Regions from separate parts of the Homo sapiens genome. Here region 1 is linked to region 2. A link is an interaction called in ENCODE POLR2A ChIA-PET data of the cell type or tissue named here. Cell type or tissue: K562. All regions are shown on one strand. Region 1 overlaps SMAD3-DT (SMAD3 divergent transcript). Region 2 overlaps AAGAB (alpha and gamma adaptin binding protein).

Region 1 (8,000 bases), 190 kb after region 2:
AGCATGTGATCGTGCACGGCAGGAAGCATTTGATTCAGACCTTGACATACTGTGATTATTACTTGTGGTTACTGTTGTCATAACCTAGTGAGGGGATGGGACAGAGCCTATGGTTATCCCACATTGATACATGATTAAGACTCTGAAGTTCAAAGGTTAGTTGATATTCGAAGTCACACATTATCACTGAGATGGTTCTAATAACCCATGGCCTGGCTCTCTGCAGGGGGCCAGCTCCCTCAAGGGGTCCCTGCCAACTTCTAGAGGTCTCCCATGGGTTTCTGAGCATTTGCCAGCACACTCTCCCCTCATAGCAGGCAAAGCGGGAGGCACTGAGCTGCGTGCAAAGATGAGGAAGGATGTGTAGGTGGCTGGTGCTGCAGGCTACCCGAGAACACTGGTTCTATGTACTTTGTACTCTGGGGAGCAGTTTGCAGTGGTGGGAAGAGGTGGCTGCTTGGAATAGACAAAAAGTACAGAAGCCTCTGTAGGCAAAAAGCTCTCCCCCACATGGTCTTCCATTCCTCTGTTCCAAACCATATAAGACTTTCTCTGCCCTCAGAATAAAATCCTTAACATAGTTTCATGTCATGTTGAATTTTTTCCTAGCTCCTTCCCAGTTTGATCCCTTGAAGCATGACATTGAGCTTCTCTATCCTTCTTCCCCCATCAACCCCTACACACACACACACACACACACACACACACACACACGCACACACAAGCACTCATACCTTCACACATTCACACTGCAAGCTCAGTTCTCCCCAGGCTAGGTTGAGGACCCCCCTCCCCCTCCTCAGGTAGAAATCAGCCACATCTGGCCATCTGGACAATTGCCGGCCTGGACTCGAAGAGCAAGAGCAAATCTGCAAGCCAGCAGAGGAACCCAGCTCATTCTGAGTAAAAATAACCTGTCAAATCAATTACAGCGGCAGAACCAATTAGGGTGACCGCAGGGGAATAAATATGCAGTGTTTAACTTAATCATCTTTCTGTTCGAACAGCACTCCGGCAGGGCTGCATGACTAAGGCAAATGACTATTACATAACTGGTATTTTTATTCCTTGCCCCTTCTCTTTAGAAAGAGAAGCCAGTAAATTTCATTTTCCTTTAAAGTGGAAAAAAAGACAAAGGAAAAGAAAGAAGATTGTTTCTGAACTTGCACAAATGATCAAAAAAAAAAAAAAAAAGGACAGCCTGGGGCCCTCTGTTAGCAACAAATTAATGTAGAACTACTCACTAGCTATGTGACCTTAGGTGAGTCATTTTCTTCTGTGATTCCGCATCTATGAAGGGAGGCACTTAGAGCTGATGATCCCCAAGAGCCATTCTTGCAAATCCTGACTTTCTATTACCTAGGACAACTTTGACTCTGAAATTCTTTATGGCCATGGTGGGATCTTACTTACCTTTGAGTTACCCCATTGCTCCTTGTACAGTGTCTGTATACTCAGGTGCTCAATAAATACTTGCCAAACTGTTCTTTATTTCAACATTTCCTGTCTCTAGGATACTTGCTAGGGACTGGGAGATAGGCACCCAAGTAGTATAAAGAAGTTGTCTCCCATTTGAGGGAGGCCAGGCATGCCTCTGAGAAATGACAGAGTCTAGTGTGCATAGGCTGGATGCGTGCTGGAGGCAATAGATACTCAGAGAAGAAGGATCTTTCTTTCTTCCCTTCTTTCCTTCTTCCCTTCTTTCCCTTCCTTCTCTACCTTCCCTTCCCTTTTCCTTCCTTCTCTACCTTCCCTTCCCTTTTCCTTCCTTCTCTACCTTCCCTTCCCTTTTCCTTCCTTCTCTACCTTCCCTTCCCTTTTCCTTCCTTCTCTACCTTCCCTTCCCTTTTCCTTCCTTCCTTCTCTACCTTCTCTCCCCTTTTCCTTCCTTCCTTCCTTCTCCCTTTTTCTTTCTTTCTTTCTTTCTTTTTGTTTTGTTTTTGTTTTTTTCTGAGACAGGATCTCTCTCTGTTGCCCATGCTGGAGTGCAGTGGCATGATCTTGGCTTACCGCAGCCGTGGTCTCAAGTGATCCTCTCTGTTCAGCCTTCTGAGTAGCTGGGACTACTGGTTGGAATTAAAGATAGTCAGATGTTGAGCATAAACGCTTTCTTAATTGGTGGCTGCTTTTAGGCAGATTTTTAAATTTTTTGTAGAGACATGGGGGTCTCACTATGTTGCCCAGGCTGGTTTTGAACTCCTGGACTCAAGTGATCCTCCCATCTCAGCCTCCCAAAATGCTGGGATTACAGGAGTGAGCCGCTGTGCTTGGCCAAGAGGGATATTTCTAACCCGAGAACGGTCATGAAGCACTTCCTGGAGAAGGTGAAATAGCACTGGTCCTTGAAAGACATTTAGAATTCTGACCAGTCAATAAGATGAAAGATACTGTAGGGGTATCTGTAGGAATGGCCTACGTAGAAGTGAGGAGAGAGAAAACCTAACAGTGGTGGGTGGTTTGTGTTGGGAAGCAAAAAACGAAAAAAAAAAAAAAAAGAAAAGATATCTTGGAATCAGACTGAGAAATGCTTTGGAAGCCAGGCTGGGGAGGGTGGGGCATATCCTGGAAGCAATGGGAAAGGAAGGTGGGATGGAGTCTCTATAGTTTCATCATCTTCTCTGGCCAGTGGGTAAATTCACCATTCTAAATAGTTAGAGATGAACTTTATTTCTGTTCTGTTCTCCCTGGGAACAGCCTAGAGGTCTAGAACCATGGGGAAGGAAGTAGGGGACTGTCATTGATTGCACAGAATACAGTTCTTTTGCCCTGCCTATCATACCAAAGCCCTAGGTTTGCTTACTTTGCCCAAGTGCAAATTCACAGCTTTTCAGGGCTGTAAAGGTCAATTATTAGAGCGGATGCTGTCGGTGCCCTGACCCATCTCCTCAGCACTCACCTCCACACTGAATTCAGGTCGCTCACATCTAATACCCATGAGCACTGTGGCCAGCGTGGGGCAAAGCCCAAAGTGCCCAAGAATTGATATCCCTGGCGAACAGCCCTCTATGAATGAGGGACGAGCATTTGGTGGATAAATCCCCAGTTTCCTTACCCCTTGGGCAGATGAACTCTGAGGTGTGTTTTCCAACTCTGTCTCCCAGAGTGTTTCCAACACCAGTTGCCTGTGGTGACAACCTGCTCAGCAGCATGCCTCACACTGGCTTCCTTCCGTTCTCTGTCTCACTTCCACACCCTTCACCTGAGTTTCTAGGGATCACCTTCTAAATGACCTATTACTCACACTTGAATCCTTGACTCAAGCTTCTGGGGAAACTGAAACCAAAATAATTCATAAATGTCCCTCATTATATGGCTGGGGAAACTGAGGCCCAGAGAGGAGAAGATGATTTGCTTAAGGTCACCAAACAGCTGGCTTAGGCGAGAGCCTGGGCCTCCAGGCCCCCAGCCCAGGGCCCTCCCGCTAGACCAGACAAGTCTTAGATTAGTGCTCCCTCCCCTCTGCTCCCCCGCTGAGGCGCCACAAAGTCACAAGTCAGCAGCAGAAACTATTCTTCCTCCACTCCTATTTGAGCAGAAAGCAAGGGGCCTCAGCAAGGGGGAAGGGGCGAGGCCTGAGGCTCCCAGATGTGGCCCTCATTCTCCTGGAAAGTGGGCTTTTGTCTCTGCGGTAACCAGGGCAGCCGCCCCATTTATCTGGTTTTAGCAAAGCAGCCGCATCCTTTGGTTTCAACTGCTGGGGTTGAAATGGTATGTTTGCAAAATGGAGTTATTAGCCCTTAAAAAGGAGGAGGAGGGTTTTTTTCTCAGGAAAAGGAAGATGAAGCTTGGGGTCTTTCCATATCAATGTCGAAGAAGTGCAATATACACAGAAATGACTTTAGGGGACCAGAGAAATCCTAAGTAAAGATGGAAACCAGCAAGTGGAGTTTAGATAGATAGAGTGATATCCTTTTTAAAGCAAGCAAATACATCTTATAACAAGGTAGCTGTTTGCTGTCAGTGAAAGGAATCCAAGGGGAATATTGCTGAGAAACAAAGGCATTTTCTGTCTCTTTAAATAACTCAAGGCAGCCTGACATCTTAGTTAACAGAGGAAACAAAGATGTTGTATGCTCAGGGAAAGGAAACTATTTTTCTCTTGAAAAGAAAGCAGATGTTATCATCTAGCTCTAGAAAAGTTTGAGGTACCCAAGCACAAAGTGACACTTTGCCAGGTTTAATAAACATTGCTTTGATGTGCCAACAACCCCTAACTAAACTGGTCACTTAAATGAACTAACCTTTAGGCTACTAATGGATTATTATCATAGTTCACCTCTCTGTGTATGAAGTTCCCTTGAGCAAATCCCTAGACTGAAGATCCCTTGAGCAAATCATTCTATCCTTGCCTTGCCATGAAGTATTTGTGAAGGGCTAATTGCAAATTCATTTGTTCCGTCATTCAGAAGTTCGGTATTTTTACTGTGTGGTTGGACAAATACAATACATGCAGATAATGGACTAAATTGGTCACACTTGTAATTGTGTAAGGTCAAAAACAGGACCCAGAGCATCCATGCTGAAGGCAGGGCAGGGAAGCAAAGCTGAAAAAAGCTTGGGAAGTCAGGCTGGGGAGGGTGGGGCATATCCTGGAAGCAATGGGAGAGGAAGGTCAGAAAGTCTGTAGTCTATCCTGGGGAAGGAAAGGGAAGATTTCATTGAGATTATCTTTTTTCTCTGGCCCTCACATTTTTTGGGAAGAATCCGAATGAATAGGTAAGAAAGACTTAGTAGCTTGGCTGGGGCAGATGGCATATGATGTAGAATTGTTAGATTAAGTTGGAAAGATAATGTGAGTTTCAGTTTGGAGGACTTGAGATGCATGCAAAGAAGCCTAGGCTTTATCCTAAAGGTAGCAGGGAGCCATTGGATGTTCAGGATCATATTGGGGGAGGAAAATTGAGCTCAAGATGGTTGCCTACTTACCCTCAAAGGGCAGTCTTTAGCATCCCTGATATGATATTGATATGATGAATCACTTATGAAGTCCATTCACCCAACTGGCTAATTTTCTGTCTTTGGGGTTGGGGGAGGAAGAAAGGAGGTAAGTTATTGGATTTCAAAGTACAAAGTGGAAGAGGAATTTCTCAATTGGATCAATCAGTAGGGACACACTCTCCCTGCTGGGAGCCAAGAGCCAGCTGTTGCCCAGGTCAGGTGCAAACTATGGAATTATAGCAGCACCCATTTGAGCAGCTGGTTAGAATGCTTCTGGGTTTTCCCTTAGACACTTAACCTTTTTATAGCTCAGCCACAAAACTTTTGCTTCAGGCCAGACCTCAGCCTGTTACTTGCTTAATTAATTGTTTTTCTTTCCAGCATCCCTCCAAAATCTATCAGAGAATAATACTTCAGCTAGGTCTCTTGCATTTCTGCAAGAGGTCTCTTCATTTCTGAATTATTTGGGTTTTTCCCCTTCCACTCCTCTGAGACCAGACTTTGGAAATGTATGTTTCAATCAATACTCTATTAAGCAGAAAGCTCAGGGAGGAGAGGATGCAAGGTAATAACATTTTCTGTCTAATGGAGGATTCTTTTAATAAAACTCAATTTGTTTCAGTCCTCTTTGTAGCTGCTGGTTATTAAAAAAATGCCCGAGTCCACTTTTTCTGCCCTCTGGTTGTGATTAAGTGAATCCTTGCTGAAGAGGGTTCTTGTAGGCCACAGAGGAGCGGTGTGGTCATCAATAACCACAGGCCAGGGTTGGAAAATAGGATGGAAAAGGAGAAGGGTAGGGGTTAGCCACCACTGACTGTGTGGCTGCAGGGCACCATGGGAACCCCGGCTGGCTGCCACCACACCCTTCACTCACCCTTCACCAGCCCCCTCCCCTCACCTAACCCAGAACAGGAAGGCAGGGCCAAAGTCAAGACACAATCTTTTTTCTTCCCTAATCTTCACCCAACTTTCATGAAGAAAAGGCAGACATTGGGGAAAATGCTGTTAAGGGGACTTGTTTTTTGTTTTGTTTTGTTTTGTTTTTGAGACAGTGTCTTGCTCTGTTGCCCAGGCTGGAGTGCTATGGCGTGATCTTAGCTCATTGCAACCTCAACCTCCTGGGCTCAAGCGATCCTCCCACCTCAGCCCTGCCAAGTAGCTGGGACCACAGGCATGCACCACCATGCCCAGCTTAAATTTGTTTATTTTTCTTTTAGAGATGGGGGCTTCCTATGTTGCCCAGACTGCTCTTGACTCCTAGGCTCAAGTGATCCTCCCGACTCGGTCTCTCCAAGTGTTGGGATTACAGACATGAGCCACCATGCCCAGTCGAGGGGATTTTTTTTTTTTTTTTTGAAATAGTCTTGCTCTGTTGCCCAGGCTGGAATGTAGTGGCACAGTCTCGGCTCACTGCAACCTCCACCTCCCAGGTTCAAGCACTTCTCCTGCCTCAGCCACCTGAGTAGCTGGGATTACAGGCGCGCCCGGCTAATTTTTATATTTTTAGTAGAGACAAGGTTTCACCATATTGGCCAGGCTGGTCTCGAATTCCTGGCCTCAAGCAATCCACTTGTCTTGGCCTCCCAAAGTGCTGGGATTACAGGCATGAGCCACTGCGCCCAGCCTAAGCAACTTCCCAGGGAAATCCCGGGAGTCTGGACGTCCTGGGTGAGTGCATTAGCAAGAACATCGGCCTGTCAGCCAAGAGAGTTCATTTCTTGTCCTGACTCTGCCATGCATTACCTGTGTGGCCTTGGACAAGTAGCCTCTCCTCTCTGGGCCACATTAATGTGTCTATAAAGGGAGGGGGCTGGGCTGGGGTCTGCAAGTTCCCTTCCATGGAGCTGTAAAATTGGGATAATAACAACGCCTTCTCTGCTCACCTCAAAGAGGTGTGGGAAGATAAAAATTAAAAATGATTGGAAATACTTGGTAAGTTGTAAAGCCCTATGTAATCGGGAAGAGTAAGTCTCTATGGGAGGCTTCCTTCAGCAGTCAGGAACTTCTTAATGCAAACCAGGTGTTGGTGCAATCAGACTTGAGGTCTCCCAGCCTGGGGAGACTGTGGCTGGGGGAGGGCGAGGAGAAGGGAAGTGAGGTGGGCAGCCTGGCTTCCCAGAGTCTCCCTTCATACATGGCTCCTCATTCTTCCTTGGTGCCCGTACACAGCAGGATGACACCCCCACCCACACCCCTACTCGCTGCCCAGGGTGACACCTCCACTCCCACCCTGTGCCCAGGATGAAACCCCCACTCCAAGCCCAGGATGACACCTCCACCCCATCCCATGCCCAAGATGGCACCCCCACCCCCACCCTGTGCCCAGGATAACAGCCCCACCCCCACCCCGTGGCCAGGATGACACCTCCACCCCATTCGGTGCCCAGGATGACAGCCCCACCCCCACCCCATGCCCAGGATGACACCCCACCACCACCCTGTGCCCAGGATGATACCCCTCACCACCTCACACCCAGGAGGACACCCCACCCCCACCCCGTGCCATGATGACACCCCCATCCCCACCCCATGCCCATGATGACACTCACCCCCACCCCATGCCCAGGATGACACCCCCACCCACACCCCATGCCTAGGATGACACCCCACCACAATCCGGTGCTTGGGATGATACCCCTCCCCACCCCACACCCAGGAGGACACCCCACCCCCACCCCATGCCCAGGATGACACCCCCACCCACACCCCATGCCTAGGATGACAGCCCCAACCCTGTGCCCTGCTCATGCTCTGCTATGCTGTGAGCACCTCCCCTGTTTCTGTGATTTCTCTCCCTAGGTCCTTCATCATCCCCCGCCCAGGTGAGAAACTGAGCCACCTCCAGAGGGAGGTCAGGTGATGGGCCCAAAGTCCCCCACGAGTCAGAGCCTAACTAGACCCTGGTCTGTAGTATTATGGGAAAATCACGAGCTCTGACAACAGAAGGTTCTAATCCCTGCTGGCCAATGCCTTACTCCCCAGCGGTGTGACCTTGGGCAGGCGATTTAAATTCTCTGAACCCCAGTTTCATACTTGTCAGGGAGGACTTCTGTACGCTTCTC
Region 2 (8,000 bases):
ATTTTTAGTAGAGACGGGGGTTTCACCATGTTGGCCAGGCTGGTCTTGAACTCTTGACCTCGTGATCTGCCCACCTTGGCCTCCCAAAGTGCTGGGATTACAGGCGTGAGCCACCCCGCCTGGCCCTCCAACCTTTATTTTAGGTTCAAGGAGCACACGTGCAGGTTTGTTACATGGGTAAATTGTGTGTTGCTGGGGTTTGGTGTGCAAATGATTTTGTCACCCAGCTCACAGGTAGTGAGCATAGTACCTGATAGGTAGTTTTTCAACCCTCACCCTCCTCCTACTGTCTCCCCTCAAGTAAGGCCCCAGTGTCTGTTGGGCCTCTTTTTATCTCCATGTGTATTCAGTGTTTAGCTCCCACTTATAAGTGGGAGCATGTGTTAATTTGTTTTTTGTTGTTGCTGCTTTTAATTCACTTAGGATTATGGCCTCCAGCTGTGTCCATGTTGCTGCAAAGGAGATGACTTTGTTCGTTTTTATGCCTATGTAGTATTCCGTGGTGTATGTGTACCACATTTTTTTAATCCAGTCCACTGTTGATGGGCATGTAGGTTGATTCTGTGTCTTTGCTATTGTGAATAGTGCTGTGATGAACATACACATTCATGTGTCTTTTTGGTGGAATGATTTACATTCCTTTGGGTGTATACTGAGTAATGGGATTGCTGGGTTGAATAGTAATTCTATTTTAAGTTCTTTGAGAAGTCTCCAAACTGCTTTCCACAGTGGCTGAACTAATTTACAGTCCCACCAGCAGTGTATAAGTACTTCCCTTTCCTCTGCAACCTCACCAACATCCGTTATTTTCTGACTTTTTAATCATAGCCACAATAAGGAGATTTTCATTTATGTGGTTATCTCTCTGTTACCAGAACAAATTCAAATTAAGGCTTGGTCCTTCTCATTCATCTATTTAGCAAATCCTTGTTGAGCATTTACCATAGGAAGGCTATAAAAATAAGATTTGGAACATAAACTGGATCAATTTAGAATAAAATTATATTCAATGGTGCTTGTTATATTTATGAGAACTATTTTCACAAAATTTTCTTTGGCTTTATTCACTTTTTGAAAAATCTGTGTCCCAAGTTCATATATTAAAGAACTATTGCCTTGTAATATACACTTATGGTTGTAAATTGAGAAGCTGGACTAAACATGCTTTATTACTTTGGAAGTGTGGTCAAATGTGTTTCCTGAAAAAATGCCATTTTACTTGTTTTAGACACTAAACAATATTCTTAAAAGAACTGCAAAGCAAGGAGGTACATTGTGGATTTTTTCATGGTTCTTTGCCCTGAGGTTTCCTCGCTTTCTTTTTTTTTCTTGACAGTACTGGTGCATTAGTTTGCTGTTAACCAAAAAACAAAATACTGCCATTAATTAGCTTAATTTCATGTTTAAGAGGATCCTGGTGTATGTGGTATGAAGATACAATGAATGACATTTTGATGCAACCCAGGTCTTAGGAAGTGTGAAGGATATCCTTTTAGAGCCCTGCATCTTATTTTAGAGACAAAGCTTTCTATGGATATATGGTGGGTCATACTACTCTTCCAGGGTAACCTACCTCCTATGCTGTTTTTAGAGCCTGCTTTGCTGGTGATCCGTCTGTGTGCCCAGTGAACTGTGCCTTCCTCAGCCTGCTTTTCTTGAATGTCCAAGTGTTGTCTGCCAGCAGGTGCTCAGACTGGTTTATTTGTTTTAGGGGTCTGTGTTTTTCCTACTCTTTTTTCTTTTTTATTTTCTCCCCTTTTCTCTTTTTAAAATTGTGGTTAAATATACATAAGATGTGGTTAAATATACATAAGATTTACCATTTAAAATATGCATTTCAGTGGCAGTAAGTGCATTCACATTGTTGTACAACTGTTGCCACTAATAAAAATTTTTAAACCAAAAAGTTTTTTTAATTAAAAAGTTGGTTGACAAAGTAAAAAAAAAAATAGAGGTATTGGTTACCTTTTTCAAGACATTAATAATGACCAATTTTTGTTGTTGTTTTGGTTCGAAAAATTACTGTAATCACAATTGATTCTTTGGGATTATTATATTGGGAAATTATATAATGCCAGTTGATTATTTGGGATTATGTATTGTCTAGTTAGTATTTATTGAGCAGTAATAGAACATTTACGTTATGTCATGCCACTAATTTTGTACAGTTGCAGAAAAATATTTGTTTGAAACTCTTTTAAAAATATTTAAATATGCTCAATTTGAAAAAACAATTCCAGCTCTTGTAAGGATTATGAACATCTAGCTGTTGCAACAAATGGCCCTGAAAACACACAAATCTAACTCAGGTTTTATTTCTTTGCAGTTTCTTGGACATTGATATTCAAAGGTCAAATATTTAATCTGAAAATCTAGGTAATTAAAAACGTAAGAGATGAATTGCATTCCTTCCTGCCCTCCACCCAGATAAATTGGATGTGTTATCTATATGGGAATTCATGATTTAATATGTGATTATTATAAGTCTGAACAACTTACTTGGTTATAGGATATCTTCATAACTTTTTTCCTTTAGTGTCTTCTTAAAAGTTAGTAATACACAAGCAACCAAAGGAAAAAAATAGATAAATTGGACTTCATCAAAATTAAAAATGTTCATACTTCAAAGGACACTGTCAGGAAAGTGAAGGATAAAAGATAACCCTCAAAATGAGGGAAAATATTTGTAAAACATGTATCTTATGAGGATCAGCAGAATATATCTAGAATATATAAAGAACTCTTACAACTTAATAATAAAAAGACAACTAATCCAGTATAAAAATGGTAAAGAATTTGGATAGGCAAGAAAATACACAAATGGCCAGTAAGAACATGAATAGATGCTTAACGTTGGCCAGGCATGGTGTCTCACGCCCGAAATCCCAGCACTTTGGGAGGTTGAGGCAGGAGGATTGTTTGAGGTCAGGCATTCAAAACCAACCTGGGCAACATAGTGAGAACTCTGTCTCTACAAAAAAATTCTAAAAATCAACCGGACCTGTAGTCCCAGCTATTGGGGAGGCTGAAGCAGGAAGGATCACTTGAGCCTAGAGTTCAGTGCTGTGATGATCTAAGATTGTGCCACTGTACTCCAGCCTGGGCAACAGAGTGAGACCCCAATTCGTATTAAAAAAAAAAAGAAAAGATGCTTGTCATCATTAGTCACCAGGAAAATGCAAATCACAACAATGAAATACCACTTCACACTTACTAGGATGGCTAGGGTCAGAAAGATAATAACAAATGTTGGTGAGGATATGGAGAAATTAGAAACCTTGTGCACTGATGGTGGGAATATAAAATGGTGCTGCAGCCACTTTAGAGAGTTTAGTAGTTGCTCAAAAAGTTAAACATAGAATTACCATATGACCCAGCAGTTCCACTCCTAGCTATATACCGAAGAGAACTGGAAACATGGGCACACAAAATAGTGTGTATAAGTGTTCATAGCAGTATTATTCATAAATGCCAAAAAGTGAGAAAAACTGCTGAAAACAAAATGTGGTATATCCATACAATGGACTGTTATTCAATCATAAAAATGAAGCATGAATATATGCTACAATGTGGATCAACTTCAAAAACATTATGCTAAGTGAAAAAAGCCCGACACGAGAGGCTACATATTATAGGATTTCATTCATATGAAATATCCAGAATAGTTAAATTCATAAAGATAGAAAGTAGATTAGTGGTTCCCAGGGTATGGGAGGAGAGGTTGCTCATGGGTATGGTATTTCTTTCTGGGGTGGTGAAAATGTTCTGGAATTAAATGGTGATGATGGTTGCACAACTTTGTGAATATACTAAAAACCACTGAATCATACATTTTTAAAAGGCTGGATTTTATGATATGTAAATTAAATCTCAATAAAAAGAAAGAAAAGAAGGAAATGATACCACCAATGATGATAATAATGGTAATAGTAGAAAAGGTGGTGGTGATGATAGAAAAGGGAGAAGTGGCAGTGATACTAATAGCAGCTGATAGTATACGTGCAAAATCTTATTTAATCCTCACAAAAGCCATATGAGTTAGGCTCAGTGGAGCCAAGTAATTTGCCCAAGGTCATATAGCTCATCAGTTCTCAAACGTGTTTGCACATTGGAATCACCTGGGAACTTTAGTCACCTGGGAAGCTTTTAAAACCTATGCTACCTGAGCCTCACCCAAGGGAGTGTCAGCTACAGTATTTTTTAAGTGCCTCCGGGATTCAAATATACAGCCATGGTTGACAACCACTGACATAAATGATAGTCTTCTAGTTCTAACTTGTAAGAGTCTGTGTTTAATCCATGGGAATAAATTCAGCATTTTGAAAGCCACATTAGCCCCTTGCCTGACCTTGCTTTCTCTAATTCCTAAATTATGTAGTATTGAAAAGTGACTTTTGGCCAGGTGCGGTGGCTCATGCCTGTAATCCCAGCACTTTCGGAGGCCAAGTTGGGCAGATCAGTAGAGGCCAGGAGTTTGAGACCAGTCTGGCCAACATGGTGAAACCTCATCTCTACAAAAAATACAAAAGTTAGCTAGGCGTGGTGGTGCATGACTGTAATCCCAGCTACTTGGGAGGCTGAGGCACAAGAATCACTTTAATTCAGAAGGCAGAGGCTGCAGTGAGCTGAGATCGCGCCACTGCACTCCAGCCTGGGCAACAGAGTGAGACTGCTCAAAAAAAAAAAAAAAAGAAAAGAAAAAGAAAAGTGACTTTTCAAGTCAGAGAAAGAAGACAGGAAGGACTATGTTTAATATGGAGTCATCTATAGGGAAAGGTGAAAATAGTGGACGTTCCTTCTCATAACTCCTCTGTACTTGTTTCTAGTATGGTCTAGTATCTCGCAAAGGTCAGCAGTGCTGTGACAGTCCTTCTTAAGATCTGAAAGAAATAATACAGCTTTTATAAGTACCTGATTATCTGGGAGCATAATTTAGGTGCTGAGTGTATCTGGGCCATTTGAGTTTTCTTCTGCTGGCCTCAGATCTCTCTAGTCCATAATTTAGGCTCCGGTTTCAAGTGTTGATTCATTCATACAAAAAATATTTCTTAAGTACTTGCTCTGTGCAAAGTATTGGTCTGTGTGTTTGGGATATATCAGTGAACAAATTAAACAAAAATGTCTGTCCTTAGGAGCTTTCATTCTGGTGGGAGACTATAGTCAATAAACAATACAAGCAATTAGTATGTTATATAGTGTATTAGGAGATGATAAGTGATTTGGGAAAATAATAAAGCAGAGTTAGGGACATTGAGATTGCTTTGTAGATTGCAATGTTAAATAAGGTGGTTCAAGGTAGGTCTTCTTGAGATTTGAGCAAGGAGATGAGGTGTTTCACCATGTGGATATCTGGGAGAAGAACATACCAGGGACAGGGAACAGCTATAGCAAAGGCCCTAAGGTGAGAGCACGCCTGGTGCATTTGAAGGATATCAGGACGCTTGCTGGCTGAGCAGGAGAGGTCAGAGAGGTAACGAAGGGCTAGATTATTTGGGGCTTTGAAGGCCATCATAATAACTTTGACATTTACTCAGAGTAAACTAGGGGACTGTTGCAGGTTGTTGAATGGGAAAGTGACATGATCTGACAAAGTCTAAAAAGATCACTCTGGCTGCTCTGTGGAGAGTAGATGATGAGGGTGAAGAGCAACCAAGATCTCTTAGGGGCCTATTACAATATTCCAAATGAAAGAGAGTGATGGCTCAGATTGGGGCTGGGGCAATGAAAGGGGTAAGAAAAGGTCGAATTCTAGGTATATTGTGAGGTAGAGCCAGCATGGTTTCCTGATAGTTTAGATATGAGATATGAGAAAAAGAGATCAGTCAAGGAAGACAACAGGATTTGGGCCTGAACACTTGAAAGATTAGTTGCCATCAACTGAAATGAGGCAGCTACAAGATGAAGCTAACAGGGTCACCTATCAGTAGTTCATTTTTGGACATGTTGAGTTTGACATGGCTACTGAGACCTCCAAGTGGCTGTTAGTCTTCCAAGTGGAGATAGCAGGTAGCCAGTTGGAGAGATTTTGGAGTTTGGGGAGAAAGGCATTTAAAACCTTGAGCCTTGATGAGATCACCAAGGGAGTGAATGCAGTACTTAAAGAAGACCAAGGACTCAGCCCAGGGACATTGCAACATCAAGAGACAGAGAGAAGAGAAGGAACCAGTAAAGGAGACTGAGGAAGAAAGGTCAATGAGGTAGGAAAACCAAGATAGTGGAGTCTTATTCGGGAAGCAAAAGTGAAGAGTGTTTCAAGGTGGAAGGAGTGGTCAGCTATGCCAATGCTGCTCATAGGTCAAGTAGGATGAGAACAGAGAGTTGACCCTTGGATTTAGCATTAGTGACCTTGAAGAGCAGTTTCAGTGAAATAGGTTGAAAGAGAAAAATTGAAGATAGTGATTATAAAACACTCTTGAAAATTTTGCAGGAAAGGGGAGCAAAGAAATAGGTGAGAGCTGGAGAGAAAAATGTGGTGGAGATTTTTATTGTTTGAGATGAGAACAAGAGCAGCGCGTTCATAAGCTGTTGGAAAAGTTCCAATAGAGGGTGAAAAATGGATGAAGTAGGAGAGAGAAGGGAAACTTGCCAGAGTGACTTCCTTGAGTAGGTAGAAGGGATGGGCTCCAGTGTACAAGTGGAGGGACTGGCTTTGCACAGGAGGAGGAAAATAAACCTAGAAAGACATGGGAAAGGGGGTTTGTGGATGCAAATGTGGCTCAGTGGGGAGATGTGTCATGAGAATCTGTGGAAGTTTCTTCTGATTGCATAAATTTTCTCAGTGAAGTAGGAGGCCAGGATGTCAGTTGAGAGGGCAGAAGGGAGGAGGTAGCGTTAGGATTTGAGGAGAGAGGAGAAAATGTGAAACAGTCATTTAGGGGAGAGAGAAAGAGTAAATGAACCTAGAGATGTGAAGTATGATTTGCCAGGCAGCATTAAGGGACCCAACTTGAAATTTGGTATTATAAAACTAAAGTCAGGCAGCATGGGTGGAGGGTGTGTGTGTGTGTGTGTGTGTGTGTGTGTGTGTGTGTGTGCGCGCGCGCGCGTGCGCGTGCATGCATGTAGTAATCAGTTCTGCTTTTGCTAAGCAAATGTATCACAGCAAGAGAGAGGCAAGGGATTCAGTAGTATATATAAGAGATTAATTATAATGATTGACCATGGAATTTAAGCTAAAAAGAGGAGAGTGGAAGTCAATTGGAGTGGGTCAGTAAAAAGATGGTAGTTTTGAGTCCTGGTGCAGTTGAAGGATAATTGGGTTAAGGTACTATAGGAACTGAGAGGGACTTGGAAAAATAGGTGATGCATGAAGTTGAGATGATGGAGGGGTTGTGGTTATTGGTAATAATAAGGTCTGGGTATGACCCTGGGAGTACATGGCTGCAGCAATGTAGAGGACAACATCCATAAAATGGAGGAATTCAATAAACTGAGACTCAGATTGCTGGAATGGTTGTCTATATATTGAACTTGCTAAAAATTAAGACACTTGCCTTCAAATAGTTTGTGTGAGAATATCAGTAGGCTCCTATATTCAGAGATTTTAGGAATGATTTAATCTAGTGATTCTCAACTGAGACCCAGGGGGGTATGGAAATACATATCACATGCTATACAAGCCCTCTGAAGACGTTGATTGCCTGGCTCCCATTGAGAATCACTTAACTATTAAGTGCTATTGCTAAGTGGTTGGTAGATGTGCCCTCAACTGCACTGGGTAGAAACTGTTAGGAACTTTTGAGCTAGTCTATTCATCCAGTACAGGAATGGCTTCTATAGCATCCTTGCCAGGATCATCCACCCTTTTTGGCGGAATGCTTTAAATAACAGCACCTTGTGAAGCAGTCCTAGAAGCAATTAATTGCATAGAGAAATCCAAGAACTGTTTTGTTCATTCTTAGCAGATAGAATATATTTTTATGCTGGTAGCTTAAGCACTTAAACAAGGAAAGGATATGTATTTTACTTTGTGTCATAATGCTGAGAACAGTGGTGAAAAT

Evidence for each region. Peaks named below come from ENCODE experiments on the same cell type or tissue, not always from the same donor. Only the 100,000 strongest peaks of a DNase experiment are listed, where the experiment ranks them.
Region 1: POLR2A ChIA-PET joins it to region 2 with 11 read pairs; 2 of 35 experiments call an interaction of 5 or more read pairs at or near these places.

What each region holds. Positions count from the first base shown.
Region 1 is chr15:67,035,045-67,043,044 of GRCh38, reverse strand. The region is part of intron 2 of SMAD3-DT (SMAD3 divergent transcript); the gene reads left to right. Among named protein-coding and RNA genes, the nearest start is that of SMAD3-DT, 25 kb to the left of the region's middle. In K562, no CTCF peak of the experiment used is centred here; a DNase peak (open chromatin) is centred at 3,454.
Region 2 is chr15:67,221,277-67,229,276 of GRCh38, reverse strand. The region is part of intron 5 of AAGAB (alpha and gamma adaptin binding protein); the gene reads left to right. Among named protein-coding and RNA genes, the nearest start is that of AAGAB, 29 kb to the left of the region's middle. In K562, no CTCF peak of the experiment used is centred here; no DNase peak of the experiment used is centred here.